Linked DNA regions of Homo sapiens: region 2 is linked to region 1. The links are chromatin contacts, found by Hi-C or POLR2A ChIA-PET in ENCODE. All regions are on one chromosome and are shown on one strand. The core of a region is the stretch at or near the end of the contact, and the rest is flanking DNA. Distances in the headings are between cores, read along the strand shown.

Region 1 (3,794 bases), core at 769-3,268:
TCCCATCACTTTGGGAGGCCGAGGCGGGCGGATCACAAGGTCAGGAGATCGAGACCATCCTGGCTAACAGGGTGAAACCCCGTCTCTACTAAAAGTACAAGAAATTAGCCAGGCATGGTGGCGGGTGCCTGTAGTCCCAGCTACTCGGGAGGCTGAGGCAGGAGAATGGCGTGAACCCAGGAGGCGGAGCTTGCAGTGAGCCGAGATTGTGCCACTGCACTCCAGCCTGGGCAACAGTGCAAGACTCTTTCTCAAAAAAAAAAAAAAAAAAAGCACTGGTTTTATTCTCCAAGCCATTGCCATAGGCATCGATGAAGTTGAAAGGGTCTTTTGTCCTTTGAACTCCCCAGTGGTTTTCTCTGTGCACACAAGGCTCAGTGCTGGTTTCCAGTCCGAGCAGCTCAGCAGCAGCCTCAGGGCATGAACTGGCACCTTCAGCACATCTGTACCCACCGCTCCAACAGCCGCAGGGCCAGAGACAGTGATGTTGCATGGTCTAGAGAAAACCCTTGCCCCCTCGGAGGTATGGCTTTGAAATGGATTGTTCTGTAAGAAACAGAAAGGCTAGAAATGTTTACTTGGTGCTAAAAAACAAGGACCTAAGTCTCACGAGAAGACTCCACACACTCCTGAGTGTGACTCCAAGCATTTTAACATCTAGTTAATAAAAGCAGGAAGGAGGGGGAGGGACACGTTGTGAGCAGATTTCCAAAAGCATGCCCTGGGGATGGGGTGGGGACAGGGGCTGGTGAAATGCAGATTCCTGATCACCACCTGAGATCCCCTGGTCTTCGAGACGGCATCGGTACAGAGAACCCCAGGTGATTCCAGCATACACCGAACATTTGGGAGACTGACTGAGGAACGTTTTTCAATATACTCTGACCATTCCTGTCTCTTCCTGCCTTCTTTACTGCCTTGAGGTTGCTTAATGGGCTTTCTTCCCAGAGCTGAAGGTGAGATCCTTGAAGACAGATTTTGATTAATGAAAGAAAGAATCAATCAACAAAAGAAAGGCAAAAAAGGAGCAAGGAAGGAAGGAATCAATTACGTGAACGTGGATCCCAAGAAGAATTTCAAGCTGCTTTCGCTCAACAGCCTCCCCACTTTCCTCCTTAGGTGATGCAGGAAATTCACGTGCATCCTGGGTTCACATGATCCAGAATCACGCGTCTCCACCCTATATCCTCCCAATAGGTTCCAAGTCGAATCTCTCCACGGCCTCGCCATCTGCCTGCAGCCTTGTCCATATAATTCCACAGCACCTTCAGATGTCTTTTTCCACAGTGCCATGAAGTGGAAATTAGGAAACACCAAGATTATTCTGTCACAGACATATTTGCTAGCCTTCTCTTTAACTGATTGACACGGGGGAAAGTGCTTTCAGTTAGCTTGCTATAGAGTGGGACAAGAAAGCCACGTAGTCATAAACATGTGCCTTTTAAAAATCAAATCCTACAACCAGTACGAGCCTGATGGATGCAACGTCAGCGACTGCTCAATGGCTTCTCTCTGGAAGGTGCTTTTTGTCCCCAGGCGGCTGAAGGTCATAGCATTAATCTGTTCTCCAAACCCTCAATCTTAGGCCCCTCTCCTCCCTTCTGGTTTCTTTCTTTCCCAGCTCTGTTTCCTGGATGCTCTGACTGTCAGCAATAACAAGGACAAAGGTAGGGCAAGGGACCTAAAAGGACGAAGGAGTGTGGAGGAGGAGGAGAAGCGCTGGGGTGGCTGTTTCACCTTCAGCACACACTCCAGGCTGCTCTGACGGAAAGACCCAGGAAGGCCATTCATTGCAGACTTTTCTCACCCTGCCAAGCTGGACAGCTCGAGAACAGGCCATGGAAGTGGTTTCTCCCCTGAGACCATCATTTCAAGACCTATTTGCCCTTTGAGGCTACCCACGTGTGACCCTGGGAGATGTGTGTGGCTATATTTCACCTCAAACCCTAACCTCAGCAGCTGTGCTGTTTGGTTGCTCAGCCGCGGAGCAGCAGGTGGCCTTCTGCTGTTACCCATGAAGGGGTCAAGCTAGGCCAGGCCTGCTGGGAGCCCAGTGAAGATTTACTGGCAGTGATGCCTCCAACACTTCTTTCTCCAGAGCGAGAGCAACAGCAGGTGAGGCATCCATGACCAGCCTGTCACTTTCCTCGGGGAAAGAGAAAGGAAGCCATATGCTGACCTTTCGTGTGCAGAAGTAGCACAGTCAGAGCATATGTCCAGGAGCTGCAGAGACGCCATACGCATAGCACAGCCTTTGTCCAAACACTTTTCCAAGAATAAAAAGACTTCATTAATGCAATGCACTCCCTCACACCCCCCAGACGCCAGCTAGCCTCTTGATGATTTCACCGGCCAGTTTCTTTGTTGTCTGGAGAAGGTTGTGGGCTCTTCTGTCTATCTTCCAGATAGTGGAGGCCAGATGGGCAATAGACTAAGAATAGGGGCTAGCACTGCAGCAGTTTTGTTAAGCTAGCTATACAAAATAGAACTTTCTGGCTGGACACAGTGGCTCACGCCTATAATCCCAGCACTTTGGGAGGCCAAGGCGGGAGAATTGCTTGAGCTCAGGAGTTTGAGACCAGCCTGAGCAATAAAGCGAGGCCTCCATCTTTACAAAAAAAGAAAAAGAAAAAAAATTAGCTGGGCATGGTGGTGCATACTTGTGATCCCAGCTACTAAGGAGGCTGAGGCAGGAGGATCACTTGAGCCCAGGAGTTTGGGTTGTAGTGAGCCATGATTGCACCACTGCACTCCAGCCTGTGAAACAGGGTGAGACCTTGTCTCAAAAGAATAAAAAATAAAAATTTGTTGATGGAGTAATGAATATTGCAGTGGAAAGCAATGATATTGTCCAAGGTTGAGTCTCTGCAAGAGAATAGATCTGTATCTGCAAGATGAGGGCCTCGATCACATGTATGTAGATGTGGACAGACAGGCTGACTCATGCTCAGGTTGTTTTTAAACGCCTGTGGCTTTAGGGGGAAAAAGACAAAAAGAAGGAAAAGTGCCCAGATTTGACAGTGTGTGGTACAAGTTTAGGTGAGTTTTTTCTTTCTTCCTACAGGATAGATTTTCCAATATTCCTATAGGATAGATTTTTCCAGTCTCCTATGGCAAGCGTTTGTTACCATCATAATCAGAAAGAAGATGACACAGTGTCCCAACACTGGATTTACTATAGTCTACACCATGCAAATGAATTAACTCAGTGTCAGATGCCTCATCAAAGGTGGGGGAGAACAGGCATGGTTGAGTCATTCCCACAAATCAAGCAGTTGGAATCCATGAAGAAACTGTCTTCCACAGCATCAGAGCACCTTCCGCCAGGAACGTGCCTGAACCCGCCTGGCCCTGGAGGTAAAGTTTAGAAGCAGAGACTGGTTAGGAACCAACCAGCCACACTGAGACACCAGCTAAACGCCGGTTTCCATAAACCTCTTTAGGAGCTTAGGAACTTCAATTTTATTGACCATCAACCATCCAGTCTTAGATAAAGGGTCAGGGAGCAACATTTGAAGAGGAAGAAAGGGAGATGAATGGGCTCCCTCTGGCCCATTCGATTCTGTGCCTCTGACCCAGAAAACTGGTCATTGTCAGCTCTTCTCTTGGGGCTTGCCCCAGCCTGGATTAGCAAATCATTTCTGCAAACTGTGAATGCCTTGAGTACAGATTTGCTGGGATGTGGGGTTTGGGGAGGAAGGTAGAGTAGAGGATGTGTGCTCAGACCTTTCTGGGTAAATATATTAAATCATGTCTGTTTAAAATAGAAAGCTAGTGAGAATGTTCCCTCTTGC
Region 2 (3,794 bases), core at 839-3,338, 37 kb before region 1:
GCGTCTCCCACATTTCTACTCCCTTGCCTCTGTGCTAAAGGGCTCCCCAAATACACTGAAGTCAACTCAGAACCCCCTGGGCCACCTTTCCCAGGCTGAGCTTCTCCCTCTTCCCAGGAAGCCTCCTGCAGCTGCTTTAACTCAGGGCATCGCTCTCCCTCTGACTGCCTACAGCATTTACAGCGTGGGGAGCCCAAATTACCGTGTGTCCTTTTTATAGCCATGCATCACTCTCTCATCTTTCATGATGCGTGTGTTCAGTGTCTCCAACAAGACGGCATCTCCTAGGGGTTGGGAGTGGTGCTTCACACTTTCCACCCTCTGCTCCCACCTCTGGCTTTGCACGGGGCTCAACCTTTGGTCCTCTGATCCTCTCCACATGGAGTAGTCCAGTTACTGGTTGAAGGTGTCCAGGTTCTTGGTGTTTTGAGCAAATAATTCAACAAAATGCACAAATAAAGCAAGGAAATAATGAAGCAACAAAAGCAGAGATGTATTGAAAACGAAAGCACACTCCACAGGGTGGGAGTGGGCCCGAGCAAGGGGTTCAAGGGCCCTGGTTACAGAATTTTCTGGGGTCTCAATACCCTCTAGAGGTTGCCCATTGGTTACTTGGTGTATGCCATATGTAAATAAAGAGGATAAAGTCAAGTTACAAAGTCATTTACTCGGTATGCATCCTATGTAAACAGAGAAGATGTTACTGCCTGTGTAAATGGGTAGGATGAAGTGACGTTACAAAGCCAGTCACACTCCTGTCATTGCTGAAGTGTTTCCATTTGATTTAGTTCCAGGAATTCCTTAGGTTCCCCGCCTCCAGGCCCTATTCTCCTGCCTCAGCCCCTTCGTGTGCTTTTTTTTTTTTTTTAAATGAATCTACCACTGATTTGCAGATAACTCCTATGCCTTCACTCTGATCTCAGTCCTTCTCTGTCACTCAGGTTCTACTCCCGAATCTCCCATTTTCCATGAGACAATTCCATGGCCATGTATTGTCATCACCTCAAATGTAATATGTATGAAATAGAATAATCTATATTCACTGCAAACCAGCTTCTATAATTAACGTCCTTGTCTTTGTCAAATATTTCACAAATCATTTCCATTATATACTCCTTTGACAGAAATACAAATTATAAATGAAATGTTTATTTAATTGAATTCCTGTATACTGCATCTGACTCCCAGTGGTCAATCTCCACCAAGCGCGGTAAGAGTTCCAATAGTGTCACTGTGTGACATCTCTCCTGCTCAGCCATCACTCACCCGACAGTCTCCATGGCCTGGAATGCACTGAGAGTCCAGAAATCAGCGCCAAGCATTCAGGACATCTTTACTCTTATTAAGTAAAATGAGTAGCCAAAGTGATCCCAAAAAGTTAATACCCAACATTTATAACTTTGCATCAGGAGAGCCTTCTTAAGGTCTCACTCAGCACCTATTTATTCTTACTTTACATTCAGTCCTAATGAAACTGGCTATTGGCTTACAACTCTATGGTAGAAGCACAAAAGTATAAGAGAGACAGGAACCACAGAGGTTAGCAGCAGAAGCAAGACCACACTCTGGGAGGGAGGAGATGATTTGAAAGCTGTGAGAGACGCTTAAAAGAATGGTGTTCCAAGACCATCTCTGATGAAGGCAGAAAGCTGTAGCTTATCTTGAGAGGTGACGCCAGCTGGGCTTCTGGGTGGGGTGGGGACTTGGAGAACTTTTCTGTCTAGCTAAAGGATTGTAAACACACCAATCAGCACTCTGTAAAAACACACCAATCAGCGCTCTGTGTCTAGCTAAAGGTTTGTAAACACACCAATCAGCACTCTGTAAAATGGACCAATCAGCGCTCTGTAAAATGGACCAATCAGCAGAACATGGGCGGGGCCAAAAAGGGGAATAAAAGCTGGCCACCCGCGCCAGAAGCGGCAACCCACTGGGGTCCCCTTCCACAGTGTGGAAGTTTTGTTCTTTTGCTCTTCATAATAAATGTTGCTACTGCTCACTCTTTGGGTCCACACTACCTTTATGAGCTGTAACACTCTGCGAAGGTCTGTGGCTTCACACCTGAAGTCAGCGAGACCACGAACTCACTGGGAGGAACAAACAACTCCAGATGCGCCACTTTTAAGAGCTATAACACTCACTGCGAAGATCTGCAGCTTCACTCCTAAAGTCAGCAAGACCACCAACCCACCGGAAGGAAGAAACTCCAGACATATCTGAACATCTGAAGGAACAAACTCCAGACACACCATCTTTAAGAACTGTAACACTCACCGCGAGTGTCCGTGGCTTCATTCTTGAAGTCAGTGAGACCAAGAACCCACCAGAAGGAACCAATTCTGGACGCAATCTGATAGCAGCCTGATCTTAGATTACAGCATAGCAATTATATAGAATAATAGCAAGTATTTGCCTAATGCTTTATATTTTGCAAAATGTTTAAAAAATTATTTTGTCTGCTTCCCTTAGGCATCTTTTGAAAGAAATAAGGCAAGTATATTCTGATTCTTCACAAAAGGAGACAGAGAGAGAGATGGAGTGACTCACCCAAGGCCAAGGAGGAAGTTAGCAGAGCTGCTGGGAGCTCAATCTCTCTGTCTTACACCCTCGACATTGGGGTAAGATATGGGGAGAGGAGGCTGGTTAATTTTTCCTTGTGGTTCTCTCTGTCCTCTCCCTTCCACTCTGGACAGCTCTGGAGGCCCTGCCCTTCTCCACAGCCCATGCTTGCCTCACCTGGACTTCTGTGAACCTCCCCCCTGGTTGCTTCTCTTGACCCCAGTGGACACCCCATCCACCAAACCCCCACTGCCAAATCAATGTTCCCCAAATGCCACCTTTTCTCAAAAGCCTACAGTGGCCTCCTTTCTCCTGAAGCTGAGTTCCTGAGCACCTGGCTGCTGAGACCCTCCAGGATCTACCCCCACCCACCCCCACACCCCCACTCACAGCCCCCACCAGCTTTGTGTCCCTCTGCTCTACCCACCGTGCCCCGGGTGGGTGGGACTCATTGCCTCTGGCTCCCCTTACTCACAGTCTCTGGGCCTTTTTGTAAATGTATCATCTACATCAGCAGGCCCCAACCTTTTCGGCACCTGGGACGGGTTTCATGGAAGACAATTTTTCCACGGACTGGGAGTCGGGGGGCAGTGGGGGAAGGTGGAGGTGGGATAGGAAGGTGGTGGGTGGGGGCGGGTGGAGGTGGGGTTGGGATGAAACTGATTAGATTCTCATAAGGCGCTCAGAACCTAGACCCTCGCACTCGCAGTTCACAATACGGTTCGTGCTCCTATGAGAATCTACTGCCACAGCTGATCTGACAGAAGGCGGAGCTCAGGTGATCCTGCTCGCTGGCCCCCGCACCCACCTCCTGCTGTGTGGTCCAGTTCTTAACAGCCCATGGACTGGTACTGGTCTGTCACCTGGGGGTTGCGGACCCCTGATCTAAATCACAGCCGTGCTCTCAGACCCAGTCAAATTGCCACCTTTTCCCAGGAACCTTCCTTGATTACCCCCAAAGTCATTAATTTCTCTCTTTTCAGTTATAGAACACTTTTTCTTTTCTCAGTACTTTTCAATCTTGCATTTCAGTATATGTGGTTTTGTTTGCAAGCTGCTTAATATATGTTTTTGTTGTCTGTTTTATGAGATGGAAAGTGTTTGCTAATGACAGAGACCACGCTCCTCCTCTCATGGCCCCTCCACAGCTCCTAGCACAGGCCTGGACACTGTATGTTAACCGAAGGATCCGCATCAGGTTCCCAAGGAACACACAGTTATTGTTTGAGATCGGG

The links. Hi-C counts contacts between places; a loop is a spot of excess contacts on that map. ChIA-PET counts read pairs that join two places held with the same protein, here RNA polymerase II (POLR2A). Pooled maps may share reads with other maps.
Region 2: a loop to region 1 is called in a pooled map, with 2.3 times the contacts of the local background. The contact joins two enhancer-like sites. A Hi-C loop is called at or near these places in 7 of 168 maps with a recorded cell type or tissue (CD8-positive, alpha-beta T cell, GM12878, K562 and 3 more), 1 of 37 single-sample maps with no recorded cell type and 4 of 50 pooled maps. POLR2A ChIA-PET finds 5 or more read pairs at or near these places in 5 of 52 experiments (K562, MCF 10A, OCI-LY7 and 1 more).

Annotation. Positions count from the first base shown.
Region 1 is chr6:150,272,280-150,276,073 of GRCh38, reverse strand. All of the region lies in intron 1 of LOC105378054 (a long non-coding RNA gene), which reads right to left. Among named protein-coding and RNA genes, the nearest start is that of IYD, 95 kb to the left of the region's middle. RefSeq lists an enhancer at 1,984-2,484 and a cis regulatory region at 3,683-3,794. Within about 2 kb of position 2,018, at least 3 of the 41 ENCODE cell types and tissues checked have a DNase peak (open chromatin) inside an H3K27ac peak, as active enhancers do.
Region 2 is chr6:150,309,510-150,313,303 of GRCh38, reverse strand. No RefSeq gene overlaps it. Among named protein-coding and RNA genes, the nearest start is that of IYD, 58 kb to the left of the region's middle. Within about 2 kb of position 2,088, at least 2 of the 41 ENCODE cell types and tissues checked have a DNase peak (open chromatin) inside an H3K27ac peak, as active enhancers do.